Regions from separate parts of the Homo sapiens genome. Here all the other regions are linked to region 3. The links are chromatin loops, found by intact Hi-C in ENCODE. Cell type or tissue: mammary epithelial cell. All regions are shown on one strand. Region 1 overlaps BRSK2 (BR serine/threonine kinase 2). Region 2 overlaps MUC5AC (mucin 5AC, oligomeric mucus/gel-forming). Region 3 has its middle 40 kb from the start of DUSP8. Region 4 overlaps MUC5B (mucin 5B, oligomeric mucus/gel-forming).

Region 1 (8,000 bases), 77 kb after region 3:
CTGGGGTGGGAGCAAGGCCCTGGGAGGGGCTACTCCCTCAAGGCCCTCACTGGCGCCTGCACAGGGTGGACACACGCCCTGGTCTGCCTGTGCCTGCTCACTGGGGGCTCTCAGCCTCCCCTCCCTCGGCCGCAGTCTCTGGGGGGGTGGGCAGTGTCTGAGGAGGCCCCCTGCTGGCTAGCCACCTTCCACACATCCTTGGAGCTGGGCTCACTGGACAAAAGCATCCAGTGTGGGAGGGGGGCAGGGCTGGGAAGGGCTGGGCGTAGCGAGATCACGGGGATAGGCTGGGCTCCCCAAGTCCACAGGGAGATAGATGGGGCCCAGAATAGACCCCCAAGAGCCTCTGCAGTGGGCTCCACTGAGGTCAGGGTCCGGGGCAGGAATGGAGAGGGGCTTGGAGTTGGCTCCAGGGGAGTGCTGCGTGCTGACAGGCGGTACCACACTTTAAGGGGCCAGGCTGGGGGAGCTTTGCCTACAGCCCACGCAGGAGCGCTCGACTGAGGCACCCAGATGGCTGCTCAGGTGCGGGGACACCCTGGGCAGTACCCCGGGGCCCGTTTCTGCTTGCCCTACCAGACAAGCCCTGTCCATCCCTGGCCTAGGTGGCTGCCCTGTCGTTCCCTGGCCTCGGTTTCCCTTCCTAAGATGAAGGCTTTCAAGGCTCAGAGAGCCAGAGGCTGCTGCCGGCCGACGGCATGGCCTCCGCTGTAGGGAAGCGCCACGTGTACCTGCGGGGCCGAGCACCTGGAACCCTGCTCCTCCTTACCCGCTGTGCCAGCCTGGCTCCCAAAATCAGGAGAAGGGGGCTACTCCTCCACCCACTGGGGCTTCGGTTAGGGCCAGGGCTGTTGGGGACCTCAGCCCCCAGCCCGCAGCAAGGTGAAGCACACTCTGGGGGGGCTCCCACAGGTGATGGCATGATGATGGAATGAGGATGTCATGGGGAGGGGCAGTGGGGCCCTCTTTGGCTTCCAGGACCCCACATGGAAACACAGGAGGTGACCCTAGCATGCCACGGAGCTGCTGAGATGCAGGCTGGGAGAGGGGACCCCCAGGGTCCAGCCGGGTGCTCCCCCACGACGCCCAGCGCCCCCACGCCGTACCAGCGTTCAGAGGCACACCCACACCCCCTTGCTGACAGACCAGGCCCATGCATGTGCCCAGTGCTCCGCCCTGCCCCCACCACACATGGGCCCAGGGGAGTGGGGGGAGCCCTCCCTGCCGTATGCCGAGTGGCACGGACCCTCGGGTCCTAGACCCTGGTGGTTCCAGGCTGGGGCAACCCTCCCCTGTGTGAGCCCATCAGGCTGTGGTGAAGCCCCCGCTCTGGCTGGGCTCAAGCCCCTCTGCCCTGCTGGAGGCATGACCCTGGGCTGTCAGGAAGTATGGAGAGATGAGAAGTCACAGCCCGTCAGGCAGCCCGCGGCCCTCCTAGGGTGCCATGGCGGGGAGTCCCGAGGGCAGGGCCTTGTCACTGCTCTCCCAGGTCCTGTGCAGGCTGCCCTAGCAGATGGGCCGCCCGGGGCATGCTTGGCCTGTCCAGGGCCGAGACCTGTGGGTGGGCATGGAGGGCCCTGCTCAGGGCCAGCCTGGCTCCGCCGAGGACCTGCCCGCAGCCCCTCCCCGCCCCAGCACAGGCCGGGCGCCTTACCTGCCAGCGTCAGAGGCTACTCTCGTAGCTGGTGGCCACCTTCTGGCCCTTAAGCCCAGCACCCCAGCTTAGTCCTGGCGCTGGTGGGGGGGGTTCTACGGTGGACAAGAGGCGCCTTTCAGTGTGGTGCGGCTGCGCCCTATGTCCCTGGCGTGCAGAGGCGAGGCGGGTGGTCCCGCCAGGCCAGGGAGGGGCTCTGCTCCCTGAGGGGTGCAGCCACAGCTCGGGGCAGGGAGGTGGGGGCGTCCGTCAAGAGGGGCCAGGAGGCTGCGCCCGGGTCCTCACGCCTCCCGTCCGCGCAGCACCAGCTGGCCACGCCCCACTCGCAGGCCGCAGGTTGGCCGGAGCTGAGCCCGCCTCACCTGACAAGTGCTGGGCCGCAGGCGGGTCGTGTGTGCTCAGCAGCTGGGCCTGGATGGTCTCCACCACCCTCTTGAAGCGACGGCTGGGGCCTAGGGGAGACAGGGGGTTATGCCCTGGACGGGCCTGGGCCCGGAGCCGCCCTGGGGGCGCCAGCTCACCTGAGAGCAGGGTGAAGGTGACGGAGTAGATGCCGTTCTCCTTCTGCGCCTCCCCACCCTCCGTGTAGGTGATATCAACCTGGAACTTGACCGGCTTCTGGAACACGGCTGGCCCCCCCGTGGCCTTGTACTCGGCCCGGAAGCTCGTTTGGGAGATGACGCTGTGGCTGAGACTGGGAATCTGTGGAGAGAGAGCAGCGTGAGCGTGGCTGGCCTGGCAGGTCCCACCCTGGCCCTCTGGGGAGGCAGCCCTGGGGCGAGCCAGCCCCACCGTGCACACATTGTGAGCACCCAGGCACCTCTGCTTCCGTGAGGGGCACAGTGCGGTTGGAGACGGCTGGAGCAGGGGGAGGGGCGTTTCCAGCCCCCACCCTCCAAAGCTTTGGTCCACTTAGCGGGCACAGCTAAGCCCCTGCCGGGCTTTTCTCAGGCAGCCACAGCACAGGATGACCAGGACCTTACAGAGGAGCCTTAAGGGCAAAGATGGAGGTGGAAGGTGACCCCTGCAGCCTGAGGTGGGGGTCCAGGGTGGAGCTGAGTGGGAGGTGGGGGGTCTGGGAGCTGCCACTGAGAGGGAGGTGCAAGGGCGGGGCTGGGGCTGTGCCCTCCTGCTGGGGCTTCCTGGGACTCCCACTGGTTGCGGGACCTATGGTGCTGGGCACTGGCTGGGTGGGCTTCACAGTACCGAGGGGGCAGCTGCAGGAAGCAGAACTCAGGGCCACCCAGCGCACAGGGCCCAGGCTGGCACACAGCCGCCTCACTGGGGCCGGCATGGGGAGGGGCTGAGTCTGAGGTTAGCCGTGGCAACCAGGGGCAGCATGAAGGGATGTGGTGAGGGAGGAGGCCGAGGAAGTGAGCAGCCTGTGGGGACGGGGACGGGGACGCTGAGGACCCCTGAGGCCAGGGTCCAAGTGCAGTCTGAGGCCTGCCCTGCCCAGCGCTGGGCTCTCCTGGCCCTGGAGCCTTCTGCAGGGGCTCCAAGCTGTCCCCACAGCGTAAGGGAAGCTCAGCTGCAGCCAGGGCAGCAGTGGCCTGAGTGCCCGGGGGCAGAGCATATGGTGGGGTGGGGGCCAGTCCCTAGCTAGAGAGGCTGCCGAAGCGAACCACGGCCTGATCTTGCCAAGACCCTGGGGCCAGGGAGGGCGCCCGGGCAGTGGTGAGCACAGGGCAGGACAGCAGCCCTGGGGAGGCAGGCTGGGGGCGGTGGGGGAGGCGGGTGGGGGGCAGCCCCTGTGATGCCTGGGCGCTGGGTGCAGCACAGGGTGGGGCAGGGCCGGCAAGGAAGGGGCGTCCTGATGGGACTGGGTGCTGGAGTCCTGGCAATAAACTTTCTCCATTTGAGGCTTTTAGGGCCTTTCTGCTCCTCCTAACCCAAAGATGCCCAGCAAAGACAAATGAAGCCCACCCAAGACCCCGAGCGCGACCACTCTGTGGAGAGCCACCCGGCCTCCGAGGGCAGGGTGAGACCAGGGAAACTGAGACACCTGAGGGCTGGGGCTGTCCACTGAGGGCCAGCAGAGCCCCACCGGTCCCTAGGGCCATGGCCTCACAAGGGCTTCTCCCCGAGTCTGATGGAAATGTCCCCCTCTGAGACCCACCCAGCTGGAGCCTTCCTTCTGCCCCACGTGCCAGCTGCCCAGGCCTGTCCGGCACACACCTAGGGCTGCTGGGGACCAGTGAGCAAAGCCCTGACTCCCTCCGCAGGCCAAGCACCCCAGATGGGCAGTGACCCCTCCCTCACGAGGGTGGGCAGGAGAGAGCGCCTGTCCAGTGAAGGCGGCCAGGCAGGCCCACGGGTGAGCGGACGTCCGTGCTGTGCGCGTGGACATGTCCTGTCTACGTGAGGAGGCTGGATTCTCGGGGCTGGGCCGTGTGGGGTTGGGAGGGCTGCCCGCCTCCCCCAGCGCCCTGTGGCCTCACCGACAGGAAGGCGTGCACGATGTCAGCCTTGATGGAGCTCAGAGGTTTGTCTTTGATGACCACGAAGATCTGCTCCTCCTTCTCCAGGCTGATGAAGTTCCCAAACCAGGACTTCTTCGCCAGCCTGGGCAGTGGGAGACAGAGGCTGTGAGGATTGAGGTGTGGCACCGTCCACACCCCTGCCTCCCTCGAATCTGGGGTTGGAACGGCGGAATCTTCCATCGCTTCGTGATAGAAACGGCTGTCTCCACAGTGCTAGCCAGAACCCATGGCCCTGACCCCAACGCCCTAACCCTAGCCCATATGCCCTGACCATCACCGTGGCTCTAACCCCAACCCCAACCCTAACCTTTCTCCAAGCCCTAACGCCCTGACCCTGGCCCATATGCCACCCACTCCCAAGTCTGGGGATGCCCCTCCACAGGTGAGCCCCCCACAGGTGAGCCCCCCCTCACCAAGGCCGCTGTGAGAGGTGGCTCAAGCTGGGCTCCTGAAGTCAGCTGTGCCCCCCACCCCCAGGAGCAGGCGGGGCCTGCAACTCGCTTCCAACAGGAGAGTGGGGAGGCGCTTCTGAGGCCACAGAAGGCTACTCCTGTCTTGCTGGCAGGCTCACCCCAACATGCAGAGGCCCTCTGCTCTCCAGCTCAAGAGCACCCGAACCCCACCCACCAGCGCGGGGGCCAGGAAGCCCAGCCGTGAGAGGACCATGGCCAGAGGCGCCTCTAGCACAGCCCGAGACTCAGGCAGAGCGCGCCTGGGTGGCTGTTCAGAGGTGGCACGCTCTGCTGGCGTCCCCTGCCGTTGCTGCCTGGAGGTGGAACCAGGTGTGCTGAGAGGCAGAGGCAGGGACCGGGAGGAGGGGCCAGCAGGGCTGGGGCTCAGTGGTGCCCTCTCCCGACTGATTCTGAGGCCCCTCCCAGCGGCCTCACAACTCCCCTTTCCCTTGCCCATTCCTGGAGCTGCCTCCTCGGCCACTGTGCGGCCTGGGAGTCCTGCCGGACAAGCACGGGGACCAGGTCCAACCCTCACTCAGCCCCTCGACGCCTCCTCAGTGTCCTGCCGGTCTCGGCGGCTGTCTGTTCTGGGTTCAAAACTCCGAGGGCCACCACTGGCCCTGACCTTACCCCAGCCCCATGCCAGGGCCTGGAGCCAGGAAGTGCACAAAGCAGCCTGGCAGTTCTGGAAGCACAGGTGAGTTTCTACATGGTCGATGTTCTGCCCGATGAAGAGACAGGACAGATGGTACAAACGTGACTCTCTGCTTTGCGGCCCAGGGGTGCAGCATTTGGCAAAAATAGTCCCATGTGTGAAAGATGCCTGACGGCCCAGGGAGGCCAGGCCGACGAGGGGTGAGGGGCCTGCACTGTGACTCCAGCACCCACGTGGTGGGCAGTGCACAGCCTGGCCGGACACTAGTCTGGGTGTTGCTATGAAGCTATTTTTAGATGAGACGAACTTAAATCAGTCGCCTGTTGAGTCTGGCGGGGGACCCTTCCTCACAGGGTGGGTGCATCCGCCAGGTTCGGTCTTCCTGGGGAAAGAACGCCCCTCGAGGCTGCAACCTGGAAACTGCCTGGGCTTCCAGCTAGCACTTCAGACTCAAGGACATCAGCCCTGAGTGTCCCAGACAACCGCATGCATCCCTTCCTGAAGCCAGCTGCCTCCCTTGGTGCTGTTCCTCTGGGGTGCCTGGTTGACATGGGGCTGGCAGCAGCTGGGGCTGGGGGTTATCTCAGGTCCCCAGCAAGCGAGTTGTCGCCAAAGAGGGACTGTGGGAGGCATCCGTGCTGGACCCTCGTCCAAGGCGTCTGTGCAGGACCCTCAATAAGGGCTGTCACAGGCATCTGTGCCGGGCCCTTGGGTGGGGCTGTGGGAGGTGTCTGTGCTGGACCCTCGGGAACGGCTGTCGCAGGCATCTGTGCCGGGCCCTTGGGTGGAGCTGTAGGAGGCATCTGTGCTGGACCCTTGGGAAGGGGTGTCTGTGCCGGGCCCTTGGGTGGGGCTGTGGGAGGCATCCGTGCCGGACCCTTGAGAGGGGTCAGGGCCTCCAGGCCATCTCAAGATGGGGGAGGGGAGAAGCGCAGGCAGCCACAGTGGCATCAAAGCCACCTTCTCGGCTTTGATGTTTTCCACCTTCTCTGAGGAAGATAATTATGAGTCTGTTCATGAAAGCTTTTGGTAGCAGCAGAAACGGCAATGTCAGGGCCTAGGCGGAAGGTTCCCAAGTCTGCTGAGCCCTGTGCATCTGGGCTTGCGACAATACCTACACACCTCCGACCTGGGCACCCAGCTGGAAGGGCCACCTGATCGGCGCAGAAAGGCCACTGGGTGGAATCCTGGCACAGGCTGCAGATGCTGCTCCTGGGGCTTAGCACTGAGCAGTTTCCACAGGGGCCCCTGGTTTAAAGCCAGCAGCAGGACGAAGGTTCTCGTCTTACTCAGTCCACAGCTGGCCACATCTTCATTTCCCGGGGTCTCCTGTGAAGTGACTCCAGCCTGACCGCCGCTCTCTGCCGCTGCCTGGCCTGGGGTCACGCTGCAGGCTCATATGTGTACACCGCCAGTCGCCTGGTCTCCGAGACACTGCCCAGTGACTGAGGCCATCGTGGAGAGGAGGGAGAGGGCCTGGGCGCTGGGAAGGGGTCTCTCTGGGGACATCTTTGTCCAGACACCAGTCACAGCGGCCCCCAGGGCATCTCAGCACCTGGGCGCTGTAGAGTCTCTGCAGTGGCACCTCTCACGGCTCAGAAAGGCGGCGGGGCCAGACCTCGGCTTGGCTGCTCCGCTCCGCCCCTGCACACGTGTTCCCACCAGGCCTGCTGCCCCTTTGTTCTTAACACGGGCTGCTTTCTCCTTGAGACCTGAGCGACCCGGTCTCTGCCCTTGGCGAGCTCAGGCCCTGGGGAGACTCTGCCCAGTGTACCCCCTGCTCGCCTCCAGCCAACCCTAGGCTCTCCCAAGGCCTGAAGCTTCTCAACAGGGCTGGGGGCTCCTCCCCTGGCTGGCCTTCCCCTCACAGCCGGGAATTCGAACTTCAGAGACTCAGTGGCCGAGACGGGCCTGCCTGCAGTGGGAGGTGGGGCCACGTGGAGAAGGAGCACCCCGTTGGCCATAGGGGAAGGGTTCCATGCCCCTCTCCCGGCCAGCCTGGTGTCAGGTACCAGGAGGCCTCCAGCAGGGGCCACTTACTCTGGGGACGACTCTGGTGTCAGGTTGGACATCTCCTCCGGCGTCGGAACTGTGCACACAGGATGAACAGGAGGAAAGGCGTGGTGACCGCTCCATCCTTCCCCTGCCCTGGCCACCTTGCGCCGAGGTCAGGGTCATCAGGAGTCCACCCACACACACTGGGACAGCCCCCCCAGGGGCACTGGTCCACCCCAGCTCCCGGCCACCTTAGAGGCCCACTGGCAGTGGCGCCCCCCAGGCTAAGGGGAGCTGTCCCCGCCTCTGGTGCTGAAGTCGGCTGTGCCTTCTCCAGCAGCACTGGCTGGCCCTTGGTGCCCCACACATGGGGCCTCCTGACTGGCAGTGCCCCCTCGGTGGCCAGCTCTCCTTGCTGTGTGCCTGGCCCCAGGACACAGAGTGGGTAGACTCAGGAACACAGAATGTCTGGAGGGGATACCAGCCTGTGCGACAGGTAGGACACAGGCTGCTGCTGGGCGCTTTCGGGACAGTGAGACGTGGGCAGGCCCAGGCCACCCCTGCAGCTACAGGCCCCTCGGACTGGTCTGGCACTGCCGGGCGGGGCCCTCCCCAAGGCAGCCTCTGCTCTCTCCCAGCCCCACTCTGGCGCCTCCGGGCAGACACTCACCTTGCAGTTTCCGGCGGTGGAAGCGGGGTGAGCCCAGAAAGCTGTTCTTGATGGAGTTGAGCCGCGCCCTCCAGGGCACCCCTCCGACGCT
Region 2 (8,000 bases), 330 kb after region 3:
GTCTGCAAACCAGCTCGGCCGGCGCTGCTGTGGAGACCCAAGTGAGGGGGGGACGTGGCCCCGGGGACAGCTGAGACGCCCCGGGAGAGGAGGCTGGTCTCAGTGGAGCTACCGGTGGCTTCCTGAGCTGCGCACAGGCGCACGGGTCCACGGCAGGTGGGGTCGGGTGCCGGGAGCAAGGCCATAGTGCCTCTTGGCTCTGGGGACCTAAGGCACATCCTACCACCAGGGTGTGGCCTGGTGACCTCCCTGCCCCCAGGGGCTTCTTCCTGAACCCTGTGAGCTGGAGCCAGCCTGCCAGGGCCCCTCCCAGCAGGACGTGGATTCTCAGTTTTCACTAAATTCTGAACCATCCTTTCGTGGGAGGGTAGAAGCTTGAGAGCCATCGGCCGGGGACATCAGCTTGGGGGCCCTTCCCTGGCACCCTCCTGCCAGCCCCCGCCCAGGCATCTGAGGCCTCCAGGGTGGGTGCTGGGCGAGGCAGCCTGAGCCCCCGGGGCCTGCAGGGGTGGTGCATCAGGGCTGATCTCCCTCTGGGTGGGACAGTCAGAGGAGCAGCCCCCCAACCCTGCCCGGGTGGGAATGAGCCTCTGGCTCAGCCCAGCCAGAGAGGAGCAGTGGGACGCTGGCCTGGGATGGGTCTGGATGGTTTGGGGTTCAGGACCTCTGCCTCTGGTTTGGTAAGCACCGCTCTCAGGGCCCCTGCAGGGTCTGGGACTAGGGTGGCACGTGGTGGGTCGTGAGCAGGGCGAGCTCCCGGAGGTGACAGAGCTGCCTCCACCATTGACAGGGGCCCAGCCAGCGGCCTCTGAGTCTCGCAGGCCCCACAGCTCAGGTGGCCCAGTCTTCATTGTCTACCTTCACCTGGTGAGGGTGGGGCCAGCACAGAAGCCCTCACCCCACAGTCCCAGCTAAGGCACCAAGGCTGGGGGACCCCAGGGGTGGGCTCCGAGGGCTGAGGAGCCCCCCATTTGGAGAAGTGGGCGGGCCGGGCAGGGATGGTTGTGCGAGGCAGGGAGTGGGGTGAGATTGCGGTGAGGGGTGCACGTCGCCTTCGGATAAACAGTCAGTCCGGACGACGATGGCGGGTGAGAGCAGAGAGTGCGGCGCCAGCACGTCCTTCCCGCTGGGCCTGTGTCGGGGCCGCCGGACGCACTGCGGCCTCCCAGCCACATAGTCCTGCCTGCAGGCGCCTTCTTTCTGACCTGAACTTGCTGCTCTCCATGTCCTCCGGGCCGCTGTGTCTACGCCTCCCAGAACCTCAGTCATAAAAATGTCTTTCTCCAGCGCCCAGGATGCACATACTTTGTCACCGTCACCCTCTGGGGTTTTATTTTTTATTCTATTCTGTAAAAATACAGCAGCCTGTGTGTGACCTCCAGGTGGGTTTTATGAGCATTGAGAAAGCCCCAGGGTGAGTGAGAAGCAGCAGGATTTGAGGCAGACTTCGAGGTGCCTCTACTGGGACCTCCAAAGCCCGCCGCACTCGGCCTGGCCTGGCCACCTCTGTATCCACCCCTCCTGGCCCACCTTGGTCCAGCCACCCTGGCTGGGGGCTCTCTTGCAGCCCTGCTCCCAGCGGGGCTCTCTGTCCCGCCACCCCCAACCCCACACGCACCCCAGGCTCCCGCAGGCTCTGGTCAGCACCCCCACAGTTCTAGCCCCAATATCTTGAATTCTCCTTTTCTGCTTATTTTGCCCTGTAGCTCCAGTTTGGGGTTCCTTCCACCCGGTGATCTCGTCTGCTCTGCTCACTGTGAGGGCCAGGCTCCACCCCTGGGCTCTGAGCTGTGAGCACTCAGCGACCAAACCTTGCAGGCCTTCCAGCAGATGCTCAGGAGCCGACAGCCCTGCGCACTGCTCCTGCAACACGGCGAGGCCCCAGGGACACGGGCACCTCACCGGGCCCTCAGTGGGTCCCTTTGGCCTGCGTGGGGCGGCCCACACAGCACGGCTGCTGGAAGCCACTGTGGCCCAGGGGGAGGGGCGCTTTCCCTGCGATGATTGCTGGGGAGCCCTCCTGGGTGGCAGGGCACTGCACTCTTTGCTCGTGCCTTTCAAAATCCACCTGGATATTTGAGGACCTTTTTCAGTCCGGGTAGATTCTACGAGTTTGCCAACTTCCTCCAAAGCTCTCACCAGCTGCCATCGGCCTGGGGGAGCCACGCCTGTGTGTGCAATGCCCCTTCCGTCTCTGAGTCCTCCTCTGCATCCCTCCAGCCTGCTGCTGGAGACATGGACATTCACTACGCAGCTTCACACAGCCAGAGACGTGGTCGTTTTCCGGTGGTGGTCCAGGGTGTGGAAGAACCACGCTGACTTTGGGCCGCTCTAGCCAAGGCTCTGTGGGGCTGTCCCGTCAGCACCCATGGCTCCTCTGTTGGTTCAGTCGGGTTCTCTACATAGGTGGTCACCTCTTCTGCAGTCTTTTGTCCCCCACGAGGCTGTCCCTCAGTCAAACACGTTCCGGGTCCTGCCTAGGGACATTCGAGCACACAGTCGGTGCCCGTCCTGAATACAGGCACACCTGGGGGCAGGAGCTGTGCCCAGGGTGAGTGGCCAGCCCCGGGCAGCTGCCCTGCTTCCCTACACTGGCCCCAGCCTCCTTAAAATCATCCTCAGGTCTCTCTGCTCCCAGGGCTTCAGCTGGCATCCATGCCACCGCAGCATCCATCTCTCTGCACCTGGGCCAGGCAGCTGCCCTGGATCTCTGGTTGCTCCAAGAAGTCACCCTGCTGCCCGGAGCTCAGAGCTGCTGCCAGGGACACCCCAAGACGTGGCCGATCGCGGGGACCCATCCTGCTGCCCAGGAGCTCAGAGCTGCTGCCGGGGATACCCCAAGACGTGGCCGACCGCGGGGACCTACCCTGCTGCCCGGGAGCTCAGAGCTGCTGCTGGGGACACCCCAAGATGTGGCCGATCACGGGGACCCATCCTGCTGCCCAGGAGCTCAGAGCTGCTGCCTGTGCACACCCCAAGACGTGGCCAATCGCGGGGACCCACCCTGCTGCCCGGGAGCTCAGAGCTGCTGCTGGGGACACCCCAAGATGTGGCCAACCATGGGGACCCACCCTGCTGCCCAGAGCTCGGAGCTGCTGCCTGTGCACACCCCAAGATGTGGCCGACTGCGGGGACCCAGCTCCTCAGGAGCCCTGGGTGCTGCCATGCTGGGGAGAGCTGGGAGGGGGCTGAGAGCACAGCCCACCCTCCATGGTCACAGACCCCTGAGCCCTGCGTCTCTGTCCATCTTGCTCCCCATGGCCAGGAGCCTCCCAGGTCCCCTTATCTGGGACCTGGCCCCAGTATGGGCCCCAATATGGACTCCCTGGGCACATGGTGGGACACCCCTTCTCCATCAGCCTGGGGGAAGTTTTGGCTCCTGGAGGGGTCCTAGAATCATGAGTGTCCAGCCTCGACGTGACGCCTCCGCCAAGGCCATACTCCAGGCAGCCTCCTGGCACGGGAGTGTGGGGGGTGGGGCAGGGGCCACCCAGGCCAGCCCTGGCCTCTTCCCGCTCACGTCCAGGAGGAGTGGGGAGCAGGGGCAGGCTGGCAGCCGCCAAGGTGTTTGGGGCCACACCCATCTCTGTGGCTCTTTCCGGAATGGCGACTTGCATAACCGGGGCCAGGGGCTGTGGCGACCCAGGTGGGCAGCCGGGAGGCGGCTGCTCCCTCCCAGGGACCTGCTATCTGGTTACCTCCGGCCACTCTGCCGTGTTCCAGGCAGGGAGCGCCGGGCAGGAGGCCGTGGGGCCAAGCTCACCCCAGGGGGTGGGGGATTAGTCAGCCGTTCCCACCCTACCCTGAGAGGAATTGGCAGCTTTCTAGGATACCTGATCCACCCCGGGCACACTGGTGCTGGTTAGGGTGCCCTGCGGCTGTGAGGTCAGGTGGTCAGCAGAGCGCTGGAGCCGACGGGTCTTAGAGCGGGAGTTCCCGGGCTGTGCTTCCGCCTGGCCGCCAAGAGGACATGGGTCGAGGCTGGGGAGCCTCCTCTGCCCCACCTGCTCACCCCAGCAGTCAGGCTCGGAGGCAGCCCCACTGCCCAGGTGTCTGGGAGCACACAGTGGGCCAGGGTGGGCAGGCAGTTGGAGAACTGGACCTGGGGGGTCCTGGGCACCCCAGCCCTGAGACCTGTCAAAGCAACCCCCAGATGTGAGCCAACGCTGGAGCCACGGAGGCCTCACTGCCTGCCATTGGGTCAAAAATCCTGGTGCAGGGACTGGGCCGGCCTTGCCTTCTGACCTCCCAGTGCCTGCAGACGTGGCTTGAGGGCAAGAGGGACTCTGGGACTGGCCGGGCCTCCTCACAGGGCCAGGCACACAGTAGCGGGAGGGGCCGCGGCCCTCCGGCCCAGCCCAAGCCCTCCAGGCTGCCATGTGCCTGTAAGCCGTGAGGGGTGTCCTCAGCCTCCCAGGGCCATGGGCAGGCCGTGAGGGATGTGGGCTGAGACCCGGGACTCCCCTGGCTCTGCGGTGCCTGGAGCCCAGGCCTGAGCCGACGGGTGCCGGGCCTGACTGTGCTGCCACCTCGTGGCAGCTGCAGGGAGCGCGGCTGCACGCCTGAGAATGGAAGGTCGGTTCCCCAGACCCCACCCCGCCGGGCCTGGCACCTGAAAAGGAGGCTGGGGGAGGTTGGAGCAATGGGCGCGGCCGAAGTCCAGGAGGGCTGGGAAAAGCGCCCACCCAGACAGGCACATGAGGCTGGGCCCCTACGTCCACCTTGCTGATGGAGAATCCCCCTGCCGGCCCCTCAGCTACTCCACACCACGCCCAGGGTACACAGGTCCCTGAGACCCTCTCTGGCCCAGAGGGACACTGGGGCCACCTGAAGCTGTGGGAGGCCCGGGCAGGACCCTGAGCCCCAGAAAGTCACCAGGGAGCTGGTGCCTGCCACGTCACCGCCTCCACTCTGGGCGCAGCTTCCCACCCACCTGTCCCACCATCAGGCGTGGGGGGCTCCAGATGTTCCTGGGCCTTCCTGTGTGGGCCACAGGCCTGGCCAGGGCCGACCACAGCCCTCCCTGTCTTTCCCCCGCCCTGCGCTGGCCCTGTCTAGGCAGTGGGCTCCCCAGCCCCACCCGGCTCAGCCTGGGCTCCTCCAGACCCCTCTGCCCACTCCTGGGATGCCGGGTCAGTGCCGCCCACTCTACTGGTGCTGCTATGTGGCTGAGGCAGGGCCCAGCCCGAGGCCGGTGTGTCCAAGGGAATCTGCAGACTCCCTGGAGCCCTCCAAGAGGAGAACACTGGGCATCAGGAACATGGAGGCTCCGGGGAGGGGTGGCGGTGGTCAGAGAGGACTAAGAGAGTGACAAGCTTCCAGGGCCCAGCCCACCCTCTGCAGAGCATCCAGCAGACGCTCCGTGGGGTTGCCGACCTCCCGCTTGCCTGCAGATACACTCAGGAGTGTGCACAGCCCAAGCTCAGCCCCAGTAACGGCGAGTCTAGGAGCTGCACAGAGCTGGAACCCCCCATCCCAGAACGCCTCCATCACCAGGGGCAGCCCTCCCATGTCAGAGGCCCTTGCCTGGGCCATGAGGTGCCCTGGATGCCTGGGCTGGTCCCATTCCCTGCTGACTCCCTCCCTCACGCATTCATTCATCACTCATTCACTCATTCACTCACTCATTCACTTATTCACTCACTCATTCACTCGCTCATTCACTCATTCACTCACTCATTCACTCATTCACTTATTCACTCATTCACTCATTCTCTCACTCATTCGCTCATTCACTTACCCATTCGCTCACTCACTCATTCACTTGTTCATTCACCCACTCATTTACTCATTCATTTATTCACTCACTCATTTGCTCACTCATTCACTCATTCACTCATTCACTTGTTCATTCACCCACTCATTTACTCATTCATTTATTCACTCACTTGCTCACTCATTCACTCATTCATTCACTCATTCACTCAATCTCTCACTCACATACTTATTCACTCACATGCACTCATTCACTCACACATTCACTTATTCACTCACTCATGCACTCACTTATTCACTCACATGCACTCATTCACTCACACATTCACTTATTCATTCACTCATGCATTCACTTATTCACTCACTCATTCACTTATTTGCTCACTCATTCACTCATTCATTCACTCATTCACTCAGTCACTCACTTATTCACTCACATTCATTCACTCACATTCACTCACTCACATGCACTCACTCACACATTCACTTATTCATTCACTCACTCATGCACTCACTTATTCACTCACCCATTTATTCACTCATTCATTCTCTCACTCTCATTCACTCACTCTCTGTGTTCTGAACAGATGCATCCTGGACTCTAGACTGCAGCCAAGCCCTCAAAGACCTCTGCAGGGTGGTGGTCTCTTCTTGGGGCAGATCCAAGCTCTGGCCTCTCCTCTCTGAGCAGAGAGACACTGTCCCAGCCAGCCCACAGAAGCAGCAGGGCTGCCCAGTACTGGGTGGCTGGCCTGAGGTGTGCACCCCACAGGGCCCGGGTTTGCCCCCACCCTATTCCTGGATTTTATGAACAATCTCAAAAAATGCACAGTCCACAAATTGCAAAATGCTCAAGTGTATTTATGCAACAGATTGGCCGTGTACTGAGGAGGGGAGCGCAGGCTGAGGGCTGAGGTAGGAGTGAGGTTCTTCCTCCTGCAGCCACCAGGCAGCTGATCACCATGTCCAAGCGTCATTCCTGAGACCCTCAGGTGATGCTCACGTCCCCAGAACAGCAGGCTGGATGCATGGCCAGAGGAGCTCGGCCAGCCCCGGGGCTGGTCCTGAGAGGTGGCTGCAGGCGGGGTGGGTAAGGGCCCCTCCTCCAGGCAGCAGGTGACCCATAGCCCACACCCTCCACAAGAAAGCGGGCGTGGACAGTGTGTTCAAAGCTGCAGCCGCCTGGACAGGGGCACAAGTTCCACTGGCCTTGGAAGCCGAGCTCAGAGGACATATGGGAGGTTCTCCTTGGAGGTCAGGAGGGCGGCAGTGCTGGTCAGTGCATGGGGGACACTGGGACGCCTCTCTCCCAGCTCCCACTCTCTGCCTCCTGGCTGGGCTCGGGTTCCGCCTCCTCCGAGTGCTGGGTGTCGCCCGGCGCAGGGCACCGCCGGCCCATGCAGCCGCACTCTTCCACCTCGGTGTAGCTGAAGGCCCGGCTGGAGCCGTCGGTGCAGTGCAGGGTCACATTCCTCAGCGAGGTCCGCAGCTCCTGGCAGCACTGGCACCTGTGCTCCACCGTGTTGCCCTCGAGCGAGTACCTGTGGGCAGGGGCTGCTCAGCACCAGCTGCTGCGCCACCCCAGCCTCCTGCCGTAAGCCGGCGCCGTGCCGAGCTCTGGGCGGCCTCATCGTGTTCCCTGCTCCTGGAGGCATGCTGCCAGTGTCTGACAACCAGCTCTCCTTTGCCAGTTCCCCAGGCGCCAACAGTCCCACCAGGGCCGACCCCGGCTCCGTGCTGATGGGAGGGAGGGAGACTCGGGGCGGCTGCGGCAAGTTCCTGGCGGAGCTCAGTAAACAGGAGAGCGTGATGCCGACACAGGCTCTGGGGATGTAGTTACCCCAGCCCCACCCTTGCCATCTCAGGACCCCTTTCCCGCCTCACCCTCAGAGCCCTTTGCCTGGCCCCTCATGGTCCTGCCCCTCGTCTATCTGGCACCTAGAGCCCTGGGGGCCCTGACTGCACCCCACAGCCAATCGCGTCTCCCTGCCTGCTGCCCAGGCACGTACATGGAAGAGCTGTCCCCACAGTTCCCCCGGCAGTAAGCCAGGCGCACGGGCTCCGAGGAGCTGCAGCCCTGCTGCTGGATGATCAGGCTCCTATGGTACACAGCACAGGTCGACTCTGGAGAGGAACACAGGGTTTAGGACCAGCCCAGCTGCTCCTAGACCTCTGAGGGTGGAGCCCGCCCCGCCCAGCAGGCTGGGTACTCACGGTTCTGGTACGGGGGCGGGGGCGGCGGGCAGAAGCGGCAGCAGCCGTCCTTGCTCATGCGGGCCTCGTCC
Region 3 (8,000 bases):
TTCTCTCTTTCTTCCTTTTACAAAGAGTAATTTGTAACTTGAAAGCGGTTTCCACTTTTTGTATACAAGCTCTGTTCCATTCTGGGCAGCCAGTGACAGGATGTCATCCCGCGCCACTGAGTTGTAGGCAGGTGGAGAGGAGAAGCTTGAGCTGCGGTGGTTTCTGTGGAGGCTAGGGAAGGGAGGAACTCTACCACACACTGTTTGGAGTTTAGGAGAAACTTTTGTCTTGTCTTCAACTGACAACAGGCATTTGTGAAGAGGTGTGTGTGCAGTCAGTGTTACCCAACGGAACGCACAGCCCAGGAGCAGCTGAGCATCTGGGAATACAGGAGAGGAAACACACTTCCTCCCCTCCCGACTGATGGGAATGTAGCCGCCCTCCTGCTGGCCCTGCACAGGGCCCAGTGTGGTGGAGTTTGTGGGGAAAGGCCCCTCTCCTCCAGGCACCTTCTCTGGCTGGCCACAGCCAGGGCAAGGGGGCACGTATCTCAGGCACCCTTCCTTGGGGCTCTCCTGGCTCCTTCTGAGGCCGCACGGTGCCTTGACACCAGTGCCCTGGTTACTCTCCAAGCAGCAGGTGAACTGTGGGTTAGCGGGCTCGGGCTGTGGCACCACAGTGCTGGTGATTGAATACAGACTGCAGGTGAATGGGGAGGGCCTCTCTGGGGCCGCTGGCCTGTGCTTACTGACTCAGCTCTGATTGAAGACAGACTGCAGGTGAGTGGGGAGGGCCTCTTTGGGGCTGCTAGCTTGTGCTTACTAACTTGGCTCTCCCAGCTGCCTTCAGGGGTCCTCCTCTCTGACCGAGATAAAATCTCGTGAGTGTGTGTCTCTGCAGGAATGTGAATGGAGTGATGATGACCTTGTTTTTCTTCTTTCTTTTCTTTGCCGCATGGGAGGATGTTACTGGTGGTTGACAATTGATTCTGATTATGAGGACACCCAGGCTGAACTTGCTTGAATCTCTAGAGTTCTTTTAACAGCCTCATTGAGGTATAATTTACATACCATAAAGTTAACTTAAGTTTGCAATTAAATAATTTTTGGTAAAATTACAGGGCTGAGTAACCATCACCACAGTTTAATTTGAGAACTTTGCTATCATGCCCCAGAGAAGCCTCATGTCCACTGGCACTGCTCCCCATCCCCACCTCCAGCCTCGAGGCGGCCACCAGTCTCCCGCCATCTGTGTGGGTGAGCTGAATCATGCAAATGGAATCCCAGTACACGGGCTGTGTGCCTGTCCTATGCGGCGCAGTGTTGCGAACGTCCATCCATGGCGTTGCGTGTGTCTGCAGCTCCGTCCTCTTCATCACCAAGTGCAATTCCGTCCTGGGGAGATGTGCATCTGCCACTCTCCTTCCACCACTGATCCGCGGTTTGTGACTGTGACTTTTAGGACAGTGAGCTGGGCCTGTTCCTCAGCCGGGGGCCCCAGATTCCTGAGTTCATGGGCTGCCGTGTACCAGGCTCTGTGCTGGGGCGGAGGTCCAGAGATGGAGACACAGCCATTCCCGCTTTCCTAGAGCTGTCAGGCTGGTAGAGAAGGGCCCCAGGCAGCAGGAGAATTGAGGAGTGGGTGAGTGCGGCCAAAAGCAGGGGGCTCGGTTAGAGCAGGTATGAAGGGCTTTTCCAAGAGGGAAGGAGGAAGGAGGTGGCCCAGGAAGAAGCAGCAGCACATGCGGAGGTGTGAGCAGAGAAGCCGGCTGGCCCAGGTCTGCTGTATCTCCAGCGGGCAGCCCTGGAAGGTCTGGTTTCAGGAATAGCCTCTTTCCATCAGGGCTCCACCAGGGCACTCTTAGGCCTGGGTTTCAGAGGTGTTTGCCTAGGGTGGTGTTGCATTCAGAGTCCTCTTCTTTAAAAAAAAGTTTTCCATCATCCCTCCCGTTTCCAAATTAACCTTAAAAAGAGCAGTGGTCGGCCAGGTGCAGTGGCTCACGCCTGTAGTCTCAGCAGTTTGGGAGGCCGAGGCGGGCGGATCACGAGGTCAGGAGGTTGAGACCATCCTGGCTAACACGGTGAAACCCCGTCTCTACTAAAAATACAAAAAATTAGCCGGTCGTGGTGGCGTGTGCCTGTAATCCCAGCTGCTCGGAAGGCTGAGGCAGGAAAGTCACTTGAACCCGGGACGTGGAGGTTGCAGTAAGTGGGGATGGCGCCACTGCACTCCAGTCTGGGTGACAGAGTGAGGCTCCATCTCAAAAAAAAAAAAAAGCAGTGGTCGTGGATACATGGAGCCCTTTTTAGAATGAGCCTCCCCGTAAACCCCTAGCGACACCCCTCCCATTTCTCCTGCTCGGACTGACTACTAGGAACCCTTGCACAAGTGTCCTTGAAGCTGGGGGTGAGCCCACCAGGGGAGCTGCAGACGGCCTCCCCTGGTCGGGGGCTGGTAGACAGCAGGGCTGCGTTTCTCATCACGAGTGTATCTGAGACAGCGCAGCCCCCACCTTTGCCACCACCAAGTGCCACCCTTGTGTCCTGGCTCATGAGGGCCTCTTCCCAGCCCTGGGAAAGCCAGCCACCCTAGGGGTCTGCCTGCCAAGTGCTGCTGTCAGATCGAGCAGGGGCTTGGTGTACCACCAGACCCCCTCTCCAGAGGAAGCTGTGGTCTCTGCTGCGGTCATCCGGTACGGGAGGAGGGGTGTTGAGGCCACTGTGAGGGAGGACCCCTGTGCCATGCCCCTGTCACCCCAGTGTTTCTCCTTTGTCCACACAGCGGTCTGGGTTAGAAACACCAGGGCCCACTGCAACTTTTGTTAGGGCCACTTAGTGCTGGTTGGGAGCCACAGGGCCGTGGCCTTTGTTTCTCCGTGGTGATTACTGCTTGTGCAGCCTCCTGCCAGTGCTAGACCTGTCTGGAAGGGAAGGGCGTGTGCTGTTCCCGTCTGTCTTTGGCCAGAAGAGCCTCCCATTCTTTGCCTTCACCATGTTTGTTTTTTTCTGCACAGGATTTCTCCTGGCTGGGGCACACCCATTGGTGTTCAGTGGAAGTAGAAACAATTGGAACAAACAAAATGTGGAAGCTTAAAGAGAAAAGAAGGAGATGGTGGGCAGGGCTTCCAGGCCACGTGTGATCTGTGGCACTGCTTGGCCTGTGGACTGTGGCCACAGTCGCGTTGCTGTCCCTGGCTCCCTTCTCTTTGAAGGTCTCCTTTGCCAGCGCACACGGCTCCCTGGGCTGGAATGTCTGTTCATTCATCCCTGCAGTTGTTTGCGGATGTCCCGGGGCTAACGTGAGTTAGTTAATGTGAGTGAGTTAAGTGCCGCAGCTCCTGTTTTTCGCCCTGCGTGGTGGTGATTTTGGTCTGTGTCATCGAGCATTTCGCTGTGGTGGGCGGGGAGGCAAAGAGCTCCCACAAAGGTATGCAGCTTTTCCCTGCAGAAAGCAGGCAAGCTGGAGGGTTGGAAAGCATGGAGGCACCATGCTGTTTCCCTTTTGCCCGTGACCTTTGCGGGTTGGGAGACTTTTCTTCCAAGCACCCTTTCAGCAGCGCCTTTTCCCCTCCAGACATGGTGGCTGTGCAGGCTGTGGGCTGGCAGACCCTATCCCCACAGCAATGCAATCTCAGGAGCCCAGGTGGGGCTGTTGTCTCGGGGTTTGGCCTGCACCGTCTACGGAAGCTCCTAACTCCTGCTTTGCTGGGACTTGTCCTCAGCCCATGGAAAGGCCTGATGGTGCCAGGTGGCCCTGAGGAGCCAGATGCCTGAGCCTGGGGCCAGGCCTGGGCGTGAGCCCAGGAGCATAAAATTAGCTCCGGCGTGGGTTGAAAGCTGCTGGCGTGAGCATGGCTTGTCTGTGTTGAGTTTGTCTTGCACAGCCCTGGCCTCTCCCCACAGCCTGCGGCCAGCCCTCTACATGGGCGGCCGCTCTGGGTTCCTCCTCCCGGCACATCTGCCCTTCTGCTGCGTGCCCTGTTCTTTGTGCCACATGTGACAGGACCATTTGTCATAGCAGTGGTGTCATGAAATACAAGAGTGTGGGCCTGAGAATCTGGGTTGAGTCAGGTTCCTGTTGGAGGCCTGCATGCGCGCAGCCTGCTCTGAGTGCTCCGGACACGCGTGAACAGAGGCAACAGGAGCCACCCCTGGGCAGCTTCCCCACTGCCGAGGGGGACGGGAGTAAGGAGGTGTGGGATGGGGTGCCTGGAGGGGGTGCGTGGGAGAGCTGTTTGAATAGGAGCTCTAGAAGGCCTCTTTGAGAAGGTGCTGTTGAGCTGAGACCTGCGGAGGTGAGGGAGGGGACTCGCCATGCAGGCCTATGGAGGGAGCCCTGGCTCCCTGGTGCTTTGTCTCAGAAGGGCTGCCTTTGCCTCCTCCCCCTCATGGTTCCAGGGACACGTGGGTTTTTATTTAATATTTTTCAGTCGATTGTCGTCTTTAATAATATTTTGATGAATGGGCTGTGTCAAATTTAGCCAGCAGGAGCGCATGTGACTCAGCTCCCGTATCAGTTGAATAGACGAAGGGGCAGGGAGGGAAGCCTCTGTGAGCAGGAACTGGTGAGCCTGGCTGTGTATCACCTGGATAACCTCTGAGCTGAAGAGCTGTGCCAGCAAAGCCCTTGAGCTCATGTGGGCATGGGGGACAGTCTGAGGACAGGAGGAACAGCAAGGAGACCTCAGGCTGCGCTCAGGAGGCTTCGGTGGCAGGTCAGATTGCTCTTACAATTTGGCAACCATCTTATGAATATTGTGGGTTAAAAGAAATAATCAGTGTCACCGGTAGCCAAGTTTTTAATGTTAAAAAAGATGACAATATAGAATAAAATGAACCCCTGCAGGGTTCCGTGGGGAGTATTACCATGAGAGCATCATTCTGTGCGTAGGCTGTGCTCCCTGCCAGCGGTGGGCTTCCCAGCAGGCGGCCTTGGCTCTGCGTGTGACATGCTCAGCCTGCAGCACCGTGTGCCCTCCTGAGCAGCTCTGCTCTGGTGGATGCTCTCAGCAGAAAACACACAACTTCGTGGTCCCCTCTTCTGCCCCTGGGTGGGCCAGGGTGCGGGTGTGCATCCCATGCCCAGGACTGCCAGGCAGGCCGCATGGTCAGCCACCAGGGTCAGGTGTCAGGCGCTGCTCCAGACGCGTGCGTCTCTGATCTTGGGCATGGCTCAGCAGCCTCCGGCTTGGCCGTGGGTGGTTCCTGCTCACCTGTTTCTGAGTGACCAACCCTGAAACTTCTGGGCCTAACATGAGGCCTCATCACCTTTCCCGCATCTGTGGGCTGGTGGGTGGGGCTCTGGCCCCACAGGTTATTCCTGCACTGCCACCCGTGGTGGCTGGGCTGGCAGCCCTCAGGGGCCTTGCTGTCATGGGTGTCTGCTGGGGTGCCACAGTTTCCCCCACATGGATCTCTCCAGGCAGAGTTTTATATCCTCACCCTAGAGCAGAGTTTTTGGACTTCTTGCTCTCAGGACCCCTTAAAGTCCTTGTTGAGGCTGGGCATGGTGGCTTCTGCCTGTAATCCCAGCACTTTGGGAGGCCAAGGTGGGAGGATCACTTGAGACTGGGAGTTCAGGACCAGCCTGAGCAACATAGGGAAACCCCATCTGTACAAAAAAGTAAAAAGAATTAGCCAGATGTGATGGTGTATGCCTCTAGTTCCAGTTGTTTGGGAGGCTGAGGCGGGAGGATTGCTTGAACCCAAGAGGCTGAGGCTGCGGTGAGCTCTGCACCGCTGCACTCCAGTCTCAGTGATAGTGAGACCCTGCCTCTAAAATTAAAAAAAAAGTCCTTATTGAGTTTACATGATGGAGCTATGAATATTCATCTTTCAGAAATTAAAATTGAGAATGTAAAACAACTTTAATTCATTTAGAAATAATTAAAAACCCAGTATATCTTAACATAAGTAATATTTTTAAAATTAAAAAAAAAACCTATTATCTTCTAGAGTCAAATAAATAGAGTGGCTTTACTTTTTGCAAATCTCGAGAGCTGGATCTGTCAGGTTCTGTGTTTATCCTGCTGTAATTTTACAGGCCAGGTGGCTTCCACAAGGCTTTGGCACATGGCACCTTTGTGGTACTGTAAAGACAGTGCTAACCTCATGGTCCCAGACCACACTTTGGGCTCTAGGACTCCCCACGTGGCCTCTCTTTGCCTCTGCCGGGACGGCCTTCATCCCAGGAGAGCCATCATGAAAATGGCTGGAAGACAATACATCCTTTCAGCCACCTTCTGTTGGTCAGGGAGTCACGGAGCCACCTGGATCTGGGGGTGGGAGTGGTTAAGAGTGGACAGCCTGCCTCTGGATGGAGGAGGGCTCTAGGAGGCCCTGGTCCTCCTGCCTCCTTCAGGAGGCCCTGGCTGGTCACCTCAGAGACCAAGGCCTTTTCTCTCTCCCTCTAACTTCTGGGCAGGGCTCGGCCCTCCTCACGGGCTACCTTCCTCTTCCTGCCATTTAGTTTTCCTCCCAGGGCGTGCAGCCCGGCACTACTGTGGGCCATGGGGTTGTGCAGGTGGGGCAGGTGCTGTCTCCGGGTACCACCGAGGGCTGCCGAGGCAGAGCCAACACTGGACAGCCCGCGTTTCCATTGCTGAGCTTTCATGGTGCCCGCTCAGGTGAGCGTCGGCCTGTGCAGGCCATGGCCCAACGTGTTCTGTGGCTTCACCCAAGCTTTCAGCTTGATTCAGTCCAGTGTCACTGTGACAGGGCTTCAGTGTGGCCCGGGAGACGCCTCTAGGGAGAGGCTGCTCAGGCAGCCCCTCGTTTAGGAAGAGTTCCTGAGCCCTAGTCGCCGGTCTGAGGGGGTGTCGGTACTCAGTGCTGGCCTGGACTGTCTTGGGAGGTATGGGGAGCACACCCCGGAACCCACCGAGCCACACTGCCTGGGACTTACCAAGCAGCAAGCTGGCCCTAGCAAAAATGGCAGAAATCGTATAAAACAGGCTACGAGCAGATAAGCTGCTCCTGTGTGGCTGTGTCCGCGGTGTTTTCAGAAGCCGCTGTTTGTGGGCTTTTGTCCTTTCTCGTGTTTGGTCAGGCTTCTCTGTGGAGGCACTGCACGCCCCTTCACCAGACGTCTCTCTGCACTGGCAGTGGTCTTACCAGCCCTGGGTGGGTTCCTTGGCTACTCAGCAAGACAGACCCCACAGGGCTTCCCAAGTGCCATTCTCTGACTCAGCAAACGGGACCTCAGCATGGGCCCAGTGGTCTCCAACAGGGAAGGAAAGGTGCATGGGAGGTGAGGTTTACTGAGCCGGGTTTCTGGCCCCACAGGGTGGGTAGAGGGAACCGCGGGCAGGGACAGCGGGACCCTTCCCTGTCACCGCAGCTCCCTCTGGGTTGATGCTTTTGTAACAGTGGGTAGCGCTGGCTGGTGGAGTCCAGGAGTGGTGCTGAGGGTGGGGCTGACCCGCACCTGCCTCTGGCTCCGCAGGGCCTGGCCTCAGGTTGTTGTGCTCAGCAGCCATTCATCTTCCCAGCACCCATTGGACCCTGCTGGTGTCCTATGTGCCTTGTCCTGCGGGGGTGGGGGGACCTTAGGAGGAAGGACACATCCCTGCTCACCTGGGACTTGGTGTTACATGTCCATTGTAGAGACACAAAATACAGGAAAAAAAACCCAGAAAATCAAAAGCAAATCCTCCTACCACCCAGCGATAGTCTGTACTTAACATTAAAACCAGCCTCACTCTGTAGTGGGACTCTTGCTACCCAGGGGAGTTGTCCACTGCTCCCCTGCCGGTGGGAATGGGGACGTTCCCAGGTTGTGTGATGCTTCCCAAGTCCCTGGGAAGGGAGCGTGGTGCCAGTGCTGGTGTTTCCACAGGTCGGTGCCCGCCACTTGTGTTGGTCTTTTCTGAAGAAGATCTTTGCCACGTTGACAGGCAGAGAGCGGTGCCAAGGTTTAGTCCGTGTTTACTGCAGGAGGGCTGATATGGCCGATGCTTCTATGCACGGTGGGCCATGCCATTATCTGCTTGGTCTTTGCCTACTTTGTCTTGAACTGGTCCAGTTTTCTTATGACTGGCATGGGTTCTCTTTAAGGGTAT
Region 4 (8,000 bases), 270 kb after region 3:
GTGGTGGCAGGCACCTGTAATCTCAGTTACTCAGGAGGCTGAGGCAGGAGAATCGCTAGAACCCGGGAGGTGGAGATTGCAGTGAGCCGAGATCGCAGCATTGCACTCCATCCAGCCTGGGCAACAGAGCAAGACTCTGTCTCAAAAAAAAAAAAAAAAAAAAAAAAAAAAAAAAAAAAAGGGCTGGGCACGGTGGCTCATGCCTGTAATCCCAGCACTTTGGGAGGCCGAGGTGGGTGGATCAAGAGGTCAGGAGTTTGAGACCAGCTTGGCCAACATAGTGAAACCCCGTCTCTACTAAAAATACAAAAAATTAGCTGGGCATGGTGGCGGGTGCCTGTAATCCCAGCTGCTTGGGAGGCTGAGGCAGGAGAATCGCTTGAAGCCAGGAGGCGGAGGTTGCAGCAAGCCAAGATCGTGCCATTGCACTCCGGCCAGGGTGACAGTGCGAAACTCCATCTCAACAAAAAAAAAGATATCAGGACTATCAACACTGTTGTCTACAGACTGTTGTCTACAGTAAGACAATAAATAGTCCAGGGAACAACACAGAGACTGTAGAGATGACAGGGTGGGGAACAGTTGCCATTTTAGTACATGATATTGGGCCAAGCAGCAAGATCTGTGAAATAAAATGGAGTCAGACCCCCTACTTCATGCCACTTTCATACACCAGTTCTGGGTGGATTCAAAATGTAAAGGCAGAAGGCAAAATTGCAGAGCTTTTAGGAAATAATTCAGAAGACAGCATTCCTGATCCCAGGGCAGAGAAGGGTTTTCTTAAATAAGACCAACAGGCACTAACCACGAAGGATTGAGTCGCTAAAGTTAGCAACTTCTGTATTGTGACCTGTGGATTTCTGTTAGGTGCGTTTCTTATTCGGATATAACAGGGCATGTAGGCCGGGCACGGTGGCTCACACCTGTAATCCAGCACTTTGGGAGGTCGAGGTGGGCGGATCACCTGAGGTCAGGAGTTCGAGACCAGCCTGGCCAACATGATGAAACCCCGTCTCTACTAAAAATACGAAAACTAGCTGGGTTTGGTGGTACATGCCTGTCATCCCAGCTACTCGGGAGACTGAGGCCAGAGAGTCACTTGAACCTGGGAGGCGGAGGTCGCAGTGAGCCGAGATCATGCCACTGCACTCCAGCCTATGCAACACAGTGAGACTCCATATCAAAAAAACAAAAAACAAAACAAAAAAACCAGGGCATGTCACCCATTTCTTTGCTCACCATTATGGCATGCGTGTGACTGCACTTGGCCGCTGGCCACCTCTGTTAGTAGCTCATTCACAGAGGATCTGTGGGAAGTGACCTTCTCAGTCCCTGTATGTCAGAAATGTCCTTGTCACTCTTAAATGACAGTCTGGTTGGAATAGAATAGAATTCTGTGTTGATTTACCTTCCCTCAGCGCTTTGAAAAATACCATGGCACCATCTTGCTGCATCCAGTGTTACTAATGAGAAACCAGATACCTGTCTGGTTCTCATGCCTTTGTGGGTGAACTGCCTTGTCTTTCTGGTGGCTTTGAGGTTTTCTCTTTCTCTTGGGTGTATTTTTGCTTGGCCTGTCTTGGCACTCATTGAAAGCTTTGAGCCTAACAAAGACGTCATGTTTTCGGTTCTGAAAATATGGCCTCTCTTCCATTCTCTCTATTCTTTCCTTTTGTGGCTCACTAGAAAAAGCGTTGAGATTTCCAGATCTGTCCTCCAAATCCTCTATTAAACCTGATAGCTTGAGCACATTGCCTTTGTCTTTCTCTACTGATGGAGCGTTTGCTCTCCTTCAGGATGTTAGCATCTCTGAGCTGCTTGGTGGTTTCAGGCTGAATGCCCATTTTCTATAAAGAAAAGTGATGTCAGGCTCTGTGTCCCCACCCAAATCTCACCTTGAATTGTGTCTCCCAGAATTCCCATGTGTTGTAGGAGGGACCCAGGCAGAGGTAATTGAATCATGGGGGCCAGTCTTTCCCGCACTATTCTCATGATAGTGACTAAGTCTCACAAGATCTGATGGGTTTATCAGGGGTTTCCACTTTCGGTTCTTCCTCATTTTTCTCTTGCTGCCACCATGTAAGAAGTGCATTTTGCCTCCTGCCATGATTCTGAGGCCTCCCCAGCCATGTGGAACTGTAAGTCCAATTAAACCTTTCTTTCTTCCCAGTCTTGGGTATGTCTTTATCAGCAGTGTGAAAATGAACTAATACAGAAGTTGGTACCAAGAGTGGGGCATTGCTGAAAAGATACCTGAAAATGTGGAAGGAATTTTGAAACTGGGTAACAGGCAGAGATTGGAACAGGTTGGAGAGCTCAGAAGAAGATAGGAAAACATGGGAAAGTTTGGAACCTCCTAGAGACTTGTTGAATGGCTTTGACAAAAATGCTGATAGTGATATGAACAATAAGGTCCAGGCTGAGGTGGTCTCAGATGAAGATGAGGAACTTATTGGGAACTGGAGCAAAGGTGACACTTGTTATGTTTTAGCAAAGACACTGGTGGCATTTTTGCCTCTGCCCTAGAGATTTGTGGAACTTTGAACATCAGAGAGATGATTTAGGGTATCTGGCAGAAGAAATTTTTAAGCAGCAAAGCATTAAAAAGGTGACTTGGATACTGTTAAACATTCCATTTTAAAAGGGAAATAGGCCGGGCACAGTGGCTCACACCTGTAATCCCAGCACTTTGGGAGGCTGAGGTGGGTGGATCACCTGAGGCTGAGTTCGAGACCAGCCTGGCCAACATGAAGAAACCCCGTGTCTACTAAAAATGCAAAAATTAGTTGGGCATAATGGCTCATGCCTGTGATCCCAACTAGGGAGGCTGAGGCAGGAGAATCACTTGAACCCGGGAGGTGGAGGTTGCAGTGAGCCAAGATTGCGCCACTGCACTCCAGCCTGGGTGACAGAGCAAGACTCCGTCTCAAAAAGATTTTTTGTTGTTGTTAAAGAGGAAAACAGAGCGTAAAAGTTCAGAAAATTTGCAGCCCAATGATGCAGTAGAAAAGAAAAACCCATTTTTTGAGGAGAAATTTAAGCTGACTGCAGAAATTTCCTTAAGTAGCAAGGAGCCTAATGTTAATCCCCAAGACCATGGGGAAAATATCTCCAGGCCATGTCAGAGACCTTCACGGCACCCCCTCCCATCAGAAACCTGGAGGCCCAGGAGGAAAAAATTGTTTTGTGGGCTGAGCCCAGGATCCCTGTTCTGTGTGCAACCTAGGGACTTGGTGCCCTGCATCCCAGCCTCTCCAACTGTGGCTGAAAGGGGCCCAACGTGGAGTTCAGGCTGTGGCTTCAGAGGGTAGAAGCTCCAAGCCTTAGCAACTTCCATGTGGTGTTGAGTCTGTGGGTGCACAGAAGTCAAGAACTGAGGTTTTGGAACCTCCGCCTCAATTTCAGAACATTTACGGAAACACCTGAATGTCCAGGCAGAAGCTTGCTGCAGGGGCGGGGCCCTCATGGACAACCTCTGCTAGGGCAGTGCAGAAAGGAAATGTGGGGTTGGAGCCCCCACACAGAGTCCCTACTGGGCCACCGCCTAGTGGAGCTGTGAAAAGAGGGCCACTGTCTTCCAGACCCCAGAAAGGTAGATCCACCAACAGCTTGTACCATGTGCCTGGAAAAGCCACAGACACTCAACACCAGCCCATGAAAGCAGCCAGGAGGGAGGCTGTATCCTCCAAAGCCACAGGGGAGGAGCTGCCCAAGACCATGAGAACCCACCTCTTGCATCAGCGTGAACTGGACATGACACCTGGAGTCAAAAGAGATCATTTTGGAGCTTTAAAATTTGACAGCCCCGCTGGATTTTGGACTTGCATGGGCCCTGTAGCCCCTTTGTTTTGGCCAATTTCTCCCATTTGGAACAGCTATATTTACCCAATACATGTACCCTCATTGTATCTAGGAAGTAACTAACTTGCTTTTGATTTTACAGGTTCATAGGCAGAAGGGACTTGCCTCGTCTCAGATGAGATGTTGAACTGCAGACTTTTGGGTTAATGCTGAAATGAATTAAGACTTTTGGGGATGGTTAGGAAGGCATGATTGGTTTTGAAATGTGAGGACATGAGATTTGGAGGTATCAGGGCAGAATGATATGGTTTGGCTGTGTCCCCACCCAAATCTCACCTTGAATTGTATCTTCCAGAATTCCCACGTTGTGGGAGGGACCCAGGCAGAGGTAATTGAATCATGGGGGCCAGTCTTTCATGTGCTATTTTTGCGATTGTGATTAAGTCTCACGAGATCTGATGGGTTTATCAGGGGCTTCCACTTTTGCTTCTTCCTCATTTTCTGTTGCCACTGCCATGTAAGAAGTGCCTTTCATCTCCCACCATGATTCTGAGGCCTCCCCCAGCCATGTGGAACTGTAAGTCCAATTAAACCTCTTTTTCTTCTCAGTCTTGGGTATGAAGACAGTGTGAAAACGGACTAATACATCCCCATGATCCCCACATGTCATGGGAGGGACACTGGGAGTGATTGGATCATGGGGGTGGTTTCCCCCATGCTGTTCTCGTGATAGTGAGTGAATTCTCACGAGATCTGGTGGTTTCCTAAGCATCTGGCATCTCCCCTGCTAGGTCTCATTCTCTCTACTGCCACCTTGTGAAGAAAGTGCCTGCTTCTGCTTCACCCTCCACCATGATTGTAAGTTTCCTGAGGCCTCCTCAGCCAGGCAGAACTGTGAGTCAGTTAAACCTCTTTTCTTTATAAATTACCCAGTCTCAGGTATTTCTTTGTAGCAGTGCGAGAATGGCCTCATACAAAAAGTTTTGGGCCCCCCTCTCAGCACTTCCCAAATGTTTCCTTTTCGGGATATCTGCTGGCTTTGCAGATGATTTAGTTTCTTGTTTTCAATTGCTGCTATTTTAAAGTTTCTTTCTATCATTGTCACAGTTTCTGTGTCTGTAGGGGAAGACAGGCCCACTTTTCCATCTGGAAACCAGAAATCCCTTTTAAAACGTCTTTAAAGTCTAAGTAACATTGGTTTGTATTCACTGTGTTTATTTATTTATTTAATTTTAATTTTTATTTTTTTTGAGACGGAGTCTCACTCTGTCACCCAAGCTGGAATGCAGTGGCGCGATCTCGGCTCACTGCAAGCTCTGCCTCCCGGGTTCACGCCATTCTCCTGCCTCAGCCTCCTGAGTAGCTGGGACCACAGGCGCCCGCCACCACGCCTGGCTAATTTTTGGTATTTTTAGTAGAGATGGGGTTTCACCGTGTTAGCCAGGATGGTCTCGATCTCCTGACCTCGTAATCCGCCCGTCTCAGCCTCCCAAAATGCTGGGATTACAGGCATGAGCCACCGCGCCTGGCCCACTGTGTTTATTTTTATAGTTACTTGCTCTGGGGCATTGCAGAGCCCTGTGGTTTTGAGTGTGGCCTCGACTTGGGCTGCCTGGATGTGAGCCCAGCTTTCCCCCTGACAGAACCACACCTTTTCATTGCTTTGTGCCTCAGTGTTCCCATCTGTGGAGTGGGAGACACAATAGCAGACACCACACAGGGTATTGTCAGGATTGAATGATACGGTTCTGGGGCACAGAGACAGCACAGCATGGGCCTCTGAGAGGGGTGCTTGTACCCATACACCGACATAAATGGGTCTAAGGAAACCATCGCACCATGGGAATGACTGAGGTTTCGGAAACCATTTGTTTACACGTGGCGGAATGCAGACCCAGGTCAGGCAGTGACCTGGCGCAACCTCCAGACAATCAGCCTCGGAGACGCAGGGTAAACCTATAGAAGCTCACCCCAGTGGTGACCAACCTAGCCCACCGCCCACCAGAGCCCACCTGCAACCTTGTCAGGCCCCTGCCTATCTCCAGCCCAGTCCTGGGGTGGCTGGCCCTGCTGGGCCTCGGCAAGGAGGGCAGGAGAGGCTGGAGCTCTGGAGCGCTGGCAGGGGCCTGGCTGGGCCCCCAGGAGCTGGGAGCTCTGTAAATGTACAGTGTGATGGCATCACTTCCTGGGCAGGGCAGGACCCACCCAAGGGCACAGGGCAGAGGCAGGCCCCGGTGTGGGGAAGGCCCCGCTCTGCACCCACACCACAGGCTTCTGCAGCCAGGCACGAGCATTGCTTTTGTCTCCCCAGGCCACGGTCTGCCTGTAGCCACCCCCTGCCCAGTAGGAGGTCATTTTGTGTCCAAAGCTCCCTGCATCCTGCTATGCCTAGGTCCTGGCTGGCACCACCTTCACTGTCTTCCCTGCCCACACCTGCAGCCCCAGCTGCTGACCCCACCCATCCCACAGGCTCCCCGATACCCTGCTGTCTGCACCGGGTGCTCTCTGCTCTGGACAGAGCAATAGAAAGGAAGGGCAGAAAGCCCTGCCCGTGCGTGTGGAGGCGGGACAGGAGGTGGGACAGGAGGCGGGACAGGAGGCGCGACAGGAGGCGGGACAGGAGGCGGGACAGGAGGCGGGACAGGAAGCCAGCAAGCTCACGTGTCGCTTGCGTAGCAAGTGCCCCAAGGAAAGCATTCCCGGAGAGGTGCGCGTGGAACAGGGTGAAAGGCGGCCCCGCAGGGCCCAGCACCAGCCTGGGAGCATTGCACCTGGCTCCGTGCACCTGCCCTGGGGGGCAGCTGCCTCCCCGCTGACCGGGCCTGGTCGCCTGCTTGCCCCACTGACTGCCTCCATCTTCCTACATGAGCTGGTTTCCTCACACAATCCCCTACACTGGAAATAACAGCCGGGGTGACCTCTGAGTCCTGGCGGCCCCCTGCCCCCTGTCCCCTGGGCAGTGCTCCCACAGCCCAAGACTGACTCTCGGGGTGCCCACAGGGGCATGTGGATGACCAAGCGGCTCCTTGTCCCCCACCCTGCCTGGCCTTCCCAGAGGCTTCCTGGTCCTTCAGTGGCTGCTGGGGGTCCTGGACTGCCCCCCGGATGTGTCCTCCAGCCTGCAGGCCCCAGGCAAGCAGCCCACAGAGGACCTGGACAGCCTGGGAAAGACGGTAGGCAAGAAAAGACGTCAGGACAGGAAACGTACTCAATGCTCAGGGTTTATTTGCAAAACTGGGCTGGGTTGAGCAGAGGGGGCTTTGGGATGCTGACCCCTCTCTGACCTGGCCGTTGCGACCTCAGCCCTGAGTTACCCTGCAGCAGGCATGGACAGGCGGCCGCCTTGCCTGTCGCAGCTTCCTGGCAGCAGCTGGCCTTGCCTGGACCAGCCTGTCTGCCCCAGCGGCCGGACGTGGCCAGCTGGAATCCGTGCTGCGCGGGCGCTCCGGCCGTGGCAGGGACACATAGGCCCGCACATGCTTAGTTTGTTCCAGGGCGTCCCAGTGACATCAGGGAGGGGCAAGGCCAAGGTGGGCCACAGGCTCTCCCAGGGTAGGACTCCTGAGTGGCGCCCTCCCGAAAGGGGTCCTGCTGGCCCCTCACCCTTCTGGGGCCGGTTTCACCCACGGGGTGGGCAGCAGGAGCACGGAGCGCGGGGTGCCACACACAGGCCGGGGGGCTCCGCAGAGGAGGCCCAAGGTTTTCATGATCAGACAATGCACATCCTGGCTCCAGGTGGACAGAGCATGGGGATGGAGGCAGAACGTTCTCAGACAGCAGTGGCCTCCTGGGCCGGGAAGCCACGGGTGTGTGGGGGAGCCATGGGCGCAGGGACACAGAAGGGCGTGCAGCCACACTCATCCACGTGGGTGTAGGTGTGCAGGATGGCTGAGCCGTTAGGACAGTGCAAGGGCACCGTCTCCTCGTGGACCCGCCTCTCCTGGCAGCAGGTGCACTGGTGCTGCATGGCCTGGGCCTCTGCTGAGTACCTGTGGACGCAGGGTGGCCCTCACATCAGCCACCTTGGCCCCGCCGTTTCTCTGCCCAGCCATGGTGACACATGGGCCTCTGGGGTCCTGGGCCAGACGGCCGCCCCCTTCTGTCCACAGTGGCCTGCTCTGTGGGCACGTGAGGCTTCACCTTCTCAGGATGGGGCAGCTCTGGGCCCCCAGGGTCCCTTGGCTCCCGGCTCTGTCTTC

Evidence for each region. Hi-C counts contacts between places; a loop is a spot of excess contacts. Peaks named below come from ENCODE experiments on the same cell type or tissue, not always from the same donor. Only the 100,000 strongest peaks of a DNase experiment are listed, where the experiment ranks them.
Region 1: a loop joins it to region 3, with 4 times the contacts of the local background. A loop is called at or near these places in 2 of 110 quality-filtered maps.
Region 2: it touches region 3 in a loop (5-fold over the local background); 2 of 110 quality-filtered maps call a loop at or near these places.
Region 4: it touches region 3 in a loop (10-fold over the local background); 4 of 110 quality-filtered maps call a loop at or near these places.

What each region holds. Positions count from the first base shown.
Region 1 is chr11:1,450,704-1,458,703 of GRCh38, reverse strand. BRSK2 (BR serine/threonine kinase 2) reads right to left here. Exons shown (of 20, transcript NM_001256627.2): 14 at 7,910-8,000; 15 at 7,285-7,333; 16 at 4,096-4,219; 17 at 2,176-2,356; 18 at 2,017-2,106. Among named protein-coding and RNA genes, the nearest start is that of MOB2, 32 kb to the left of the region's middle. RefSeq lists enhancers at 162-724, 4,976-5,685. In mammary epithelial cell, CTCF peaks have their summits at 160 (motif pointing left), 4,955 and 6,425; no DNase peak of the experiment used is centred here.
Region 2 is chr11:1,199,694-1,207,693 of GRCh38, reverse strand. It overlaps MUC5AC (mucin 5AC, oligomeric mucus/gel-forming), which reads right to left. Exons shown (of 49, transcript NM_001304359.2): 47 at 7,930-7,999; 48 at 7,725-7,839; 49 at 6,556-7,256. The coding sequence ends at 6,992. Among named protein-coding and RNA genes, the nearest start is that of MUC5B, 19 kb to the left of the region's middle. RefSeq lists enhancers at 4,253-4,759, 4,760-5,267. In mammary epithelial cell, a CTCF peak has its summit at 4,528 (motif pointing left); no DNase peak of the experiment used is centred here; H3K27me3 peaks cover 1,099 bases.
Region 3 is chr11:1,528,088-1,536,087 of GRCh38, reverse strand. No RefSeq gene overlaps it. Among named protein-coding and RNA genes, the nearest start is that of DUSP8, 40 kb to the left of the region's middle. RefSeq lists an enhancer at 3,568-4,068. In mammary epithelial cell, CTCF peaks have their summits at 3,580 and 4,424; DNase peaks (open chromatin) are centred at 3,327, 3,757 and 4,457; H3K4me3 peaks cover 160 bases; H3K27ac peaks cover 2,274 bases.
Region 4 is chr11:1,261,179-1,269,178 of GRCh38, reverse strand. MUC5B (mucin 5B, oligomeric mucus/gel-forming) reads right to left here. Exons shown (of 49, transcript NM_002458.3): 49 at 7,007-7,790. The coding sequence ends at 7,571. Among named protein-coding and RNA genes, the nearest start is that of MIR6744, 8.6 kb to the right of the region's middle. RefSeq lists enhancers at 4,517-4,576, 6,471-6,976 and a silencer at 6,540-6,689. In mammary epithelial cell, a CTCF peak has its summit at 4,608 (motif pointing left); DNase peaks (open chromatin) are centred at 4,548 and 6,428; H3K4me3 peaks cover 974 bases; H3K27ac peaks cover 273 bases.